Regions from separate parts of the Homo sapiens genome. Here region 2 is linked to region 1. Evidence: chromatin loops called from intact Hi-C (ENCODE). Cell type or tissue: mammary epithelial cell. All regions are shown on one strand.

Region 1 (2,500 bases):
ATTCCTCCAGTTTTCCTAGATTCATAGCTACCTATCAGATGGACACATCATTCTCCTGCTCCTATTTTATTCGGCAGCAAATTGAAGCCCACTCTCAATTGTGCACATGCACCATCTCCTATCCACCCTGACTGAGGGTGCAGAAGATAAGAACAGGACTCCAGTGCCTGCTCTCTGAGGGGGCGAGAGATCCTGGGAGACAAGGCCATCCTTCTGGAGACCTGGAGCAAAAAGCAGGTCACTGATTATTGCAATAGGACAAGGGACTTCCCTTGTGCCAGGATATGGGGCAAACTAAAGGATTCTTATTCACATTTTTGCAGTTTCTTTCCCAGAAGCTGGGCCCAGCACCAAACCTCAACTTTGTGTATATTTCTGGACTCCTCCACTTGCCTCCTTTCCCACTGCCACCACCGTGGTTTTGATCACCAACATTTCATGCCAGAGTTACTGCAACAGCTTCCTAAGTGGTCTCTCCAGGTCCACTTTTCCCCCCTGTGGTTTGTTTTTTACTTTATTATTTTTAATTGACACATAATAATTGTACGCATTTATGGGATGCAGTGTGATATGCCCCTCTGATTTACTCTCCACTCATAACCAAAGCTGTTATTTCTAAAGGCAAACAGAAATGTGCTACTCCCCTAGTGCAACTCTCAATAGCTCACTGCTGCTTGGGAGTTAAAGGTAGTGTCCTTGACATGGCTCAGAGGCCCTGCATAATGCATCCCCTCTGCTAGCTCACTGCTCATCTCTCCCTTGCATCCTGTGTTCCAGCCAAGACTGCTCTTCTACCAGCTCCCTCGGTACATCATGCTTGGTCTTGCTTACTGACTTTTGCACCATTAAGCTCTGGTCTAGAACACTCTGTGTCTGCCCTCTCTCGTTAGTATTTGCCAGGTATGACATACGTGTCCTTCATCTGTGCTCCTGCACACCCTTTACTTCCCCCATTATGGCACATTTCACTTTGTATTCATTCCAAAAGCCACTTGTCTATCTCCCCTATGAAAATGAAAGCTTTTTTATAAGGGAAGGTACCCTATCTTGTTTACTGTTTTATTCTTAGAATCGACCATAGTACCTAAAACATAGCAGATCCTCAAAACTGTGAGAGGGATCGACATATGGATGGATGAAAAAATGAACGAATGATTAAATGGATGAAATAAGAAGCCATTTGGACCATCATGTGCTTTTTAAAACCTCACGTTTCCCCAGAAAACCACCAGGCGGCGCAGGAGAGCACATGCTGTGGACCTGGGTGGCATACTGTGAAGGCTACTCATTAGTGGAACAAAAAAAATCCGCCCCTACACAGACGGTGCTCTCTGGAGAGGAAACCAACAAGCTGAAAGAGGGTTAAGAGAGTAGAAAATCTCCCAAGGAGGGACCCTCTGGCTAGAAGGCATCACAGGAGGTCTTTGGTTCACCTTCCCAACTCTCTAAGATGGTCCTTATACTGTCGCAGAAAGAATCCACTAATGCCTCTCCTTGGCTTATACATCTCCAAAGACCAGACTCAGATCAGGCAACTGAACCCTTAGTGCTGAGGGAACCTGCGATAGAGGAAGGCACAGCAGGGGCAGCAGGGATGGCTCCCATCCGGGCTCCACGACCACCATGTTTGGTTTAGGAGCTGCCAAGCAGTAGGAAGTGAAGGGAAAGAGACGGATATTTTATTTTGGGACTCTTGATAGAATTAGGAAGCCAGAAGCTATTCATTAAATCAGATACACATTGGCAAGAAAAAAAAGCCCAATTGTATGGGATATTTTAAATTCACTATTTAGCAATAGAGTGGAAAAAGAATCTCAAGATAATCACATTTAGCTGTGTAGCAATTCTCTCCCTCTTTCCTCTCTGGAACCCAGTTTTTCCAACAAAACCTTACAAGAGGAAAAGAATTTAAAGAACACTAGATTCATCCAATCCCCTTTCTTTTCAGATGAAGAAACAAAAGCCGAGAGAAGGGAAGTGACTGGTTTGAGTTTACCTAGCTGGTTAGTGGCAAAGGTAGAAAAAGAACCCAGGTTTCTTGACTCCTAGTCCAGGGATTTTCCACCCATTTTTCTCTTTGTATATACAGGAAAAGTACCAGAGTAAGGTTGCTATTTAAAAAAGAAATGTATAGTTTGGCAGTTCCTCAAAAAGTTAGACATAAAATTACCATATGACTCTGCAATTCTAAGGTATATGTGCAAAAGGATTAAAAACAGGCATCAAACAAGTACATGTACACAAAATGTTCACAGCAGCATCATGCACAACAGCCAAAGGGTGGACACAGCCCACATGTCCTCTAAGGAATGAATGGATAAACAAATTCCAGTATGTATATACCCTGGAATATGACTCAGCCATAGGAAGGAATTCAATACTGACATGCTCCAACATGGATGAATCCTGAAAACACGCTCGGTGAAAGAACCATGCACAAAAGGTCACAGGGAATGATCCCATAGATATGACATGTCTAGGTCTTATCTGTAGAATAGAT
Region 2 (2,500 bases), 430 kb after region 1:
TGTAGCTATTTTTCTCGTTTCTGATTAAAATGCCGTGACGATCTCTCCTGTAGTCAGATCTTTTTGTACACCCCTGATTCTTCTTTTTTTTTTTTTTTTTTTTTTTTGAGACAGAGTCTCTCCCTGTCGCCCAGGCTGGAGTGCAGTGGTGTTATCTCGGCTCACTGCAACCTCCGCCTCCCAGCTTCAAGCGATTCTCCTGACTCAGCCTCCTGAGTAGATGGGATTACAGGAGTGTGCCACCACGCCCGGCTAACTTTTTTGTATTTTTTAGTAGAGACGGGGTTTCACCATGTCGATCAGGTTGGTCTCGAACTCCTGACCTCGTGATCCGCCCTCCTGGGCCTCCCAAAGTGCTGGCATTACAGGCGTGAGCCACCGCGCCCCGTCACCTCTGATTATTTCTTCAGGACAAATTCCTAAAAGTGGAATTGCTGGACCAGAGCAATCACCCCGAAAGAGGTTAAGGATGGAATTAAGGTGAAGTAACATCAGCTAACAAAGACCTTTACTGTCCCACTCTCAAAGCTCTACCGTGGTCATTCTCAACACCAGCTCCATAGCAAAGGGCAGTGCTCAAATTACTGATGGCTACGGAAGGGAAGAACCTCCAATGCCAAGATCAAAACAATCTCTCTTCAATGCCATGTTCAGTTTTCCTGTCTCTCTAGCTTAGTAGGGCTTCTACCCCCAAGGTCGCTGCTGGTGAACTCTTCCAGAGTTTGCGCCCCTTAAAATTACTTGGATGCGCCGGGCCAATCACCGGAGGTCAGGAATTCGAGACCAGATTGGCCAACACGATGAAACCCAGTCTCTACCAAAAATACAAAAATTAGCTGGGCATGGTGGCAGGCGCCTGTAATCCCAGCTACTCGGAAGGCTGAGGCAGGAGAATTGCTTGAACCCGGGAGGTGGAGGTTGCAGTGAGCCGAGAGATCGTGCCATTGCACGCCAGCCTGGGCGACAGAGGGAGGCTCCGTCTCAAAAAAAACAAAAACAAAAACAAAAAAACAACTTGGATGCTTTCAGGCGACCTATTGGATAACCTCACCATCCTTCCTTTCTCTCACTTTATACCGCACAGTGCAACCCGATAGCTTCAGAACAGCATATTCATAGTCTCTTAGACAGATTCATTTTTTTCTATTATTGGATAGGTTTTAGCACTGATGCCCATTCTGTTATCAATGGTAAAATAGATCGAAGGTTATTACAGCACTTCAAAAGTGACACCTCGCCATTCTTTTAATCCTGAACCTATTTAACTACAAATAAAAAAAGCCTACCTAATCATGCTTACTAGGCGCATAAATATCTCGCAATTCTAAATTAGCTGGTGATGCTGGTGAAAGGCGCAGAATTTGGGCCTTCTGTTTTTCCTTTTACGCACGAATCACGAACTTTCTTGGCGTTAAAGCAGTCTCACAGTGTGGATGATGCAATCACTCAAGGGTCCTCATTCTTATGTAAGAAACGGCAGAACAAGCTGTTGTCTACGGGAGCCCGGATAGCTCAGTCGGTAGAGCATCAGACTTTTAATCTGAGGGTCCAGGGTTCAAGTCCCTGTTCGGGCGTCTTGTTCTCTTTTCCTCAATGAACAAATACAAATTGTACACATTATGGTGTATAACACCATGTTCTGAAATACGTATATATTGTTGAATGATTAAATCAAACTGATAAGGTTATGCATTACCTCGCATACCTTTTTTTGTGGTGAGAGCACAAGGTGCTTGCTTTTAAGTTTTTTTCTTCCTTTCTCAATTATGAGCCATCAAAAAACAAATATTTTTCTGGGAAACCACTGTGCCAGACCTCGATACTCTCCAAGAAATTAAATGACTTTTCAGTCATTTTTTTTCCTCCCTGAAAACACGTCTATCTAGCATATTCTGAACCCAGTGAAAAATGATTTGAATTCAACTTGAAATGTAAGGGTTTACGATGTCCGCTCTTGGGACTTGATGGGATAATTTAGCAGGTTAAAGTAACGAAAACTACAAACGCCCGAACAGGGACTTGAACCCTGGACCCTCAGATTAAAAGTCTGATGCTCTACCGACTGAGCTATCCGGGCGCTCCCGAAGAAAAGCTCTTTCTGTTCACTCCATATAGGTTGCTACCTTTTTTTCTTTTTTTTTTTTTTTCAGTTTTGAGATGGTGTCTTACTCTGTCGCCAGGCTGGAGTGCAGTAGCGCGATCTCGGCTCACTGCAACCACCGCCTCCCGGGTTCAAGTGATTCTCCTGCCTCAGCCTCCCGAGTAGCTGAGACTACAGGCGCGCGCTACCACTCCCAGCTAATTTTTGTATTTTTGGAAAAGACGGAGTTTCATCATGTTGGCCAGGACGGTCTCGATTTCTTGACCTCATGATCCGCCCACCTTGGCCTTCCAAAGTACTGGGATTATAGGCGTGAGCCACCGCGCCCGGCCTGCTTCCTTTTAAGTAGCTACATTTAGGTTTTAATTAGAATTAAAGGGTTTTTTTTGTTTTTTGTTT

What was found. Hi-C counts contacts between places; a loop is a spot of excess contacts. Peaks named below come from ENCODE experiments on the same cell type or tissue, not always from the same donor. Only the 100,000 strongest peaks of a DNase experiment are listed, where the experiment ranks them.
Region 2: it touches region 1 in a loop (5-fold over the local background); 1 of 110 quality-filtered maps calls a loop at or near these places.

Annotation. Positions count from the first base shown.
Region 1 is chr1:204,940,651-204,943,150 of GRCh38, reverse strand. All of the region lies in intron 2 of NFASC (neurofascin), which reads right to left. Among named protein-coding and RNA genes, the nearest start is that of CNTN2, 100 kb to the left of the region's middle. RefSeq lists a silencer at 1,216-1,315. In mammary epithelial cell, a CTCF peak has its summit at 1,231 (motif pointing right); no DNase peak of the experiment used is centred here.
Region 2 is chr1:204,506,104-204,508,603 of GRCh38, reverse strand. It overlaps TRK-TTT3-1 (tRNA-Lys (anticodon TTT) 3-1), which reads right to left and starts at 2,077; the gene lies at 2,005-2,077. TRK-TTT3-2 (tRNA-Lys (anticodon TTT) 3-2) reads left to right here and starts at 1,502; the gene lies at 1,502-1,574. RefSeq lists silencers at 1,575-1,624, 1,965-2,044 and an enhancer at 1,216-2,132. In mammary epithelial cell, no CTCF peak of the experiment used is centred here; DNase peaks (open chromatin) are centred at 1,483 and 2,023; H3K4me3 peaks cover 1,909 bases; H3K27ac peaks cover 963 bases.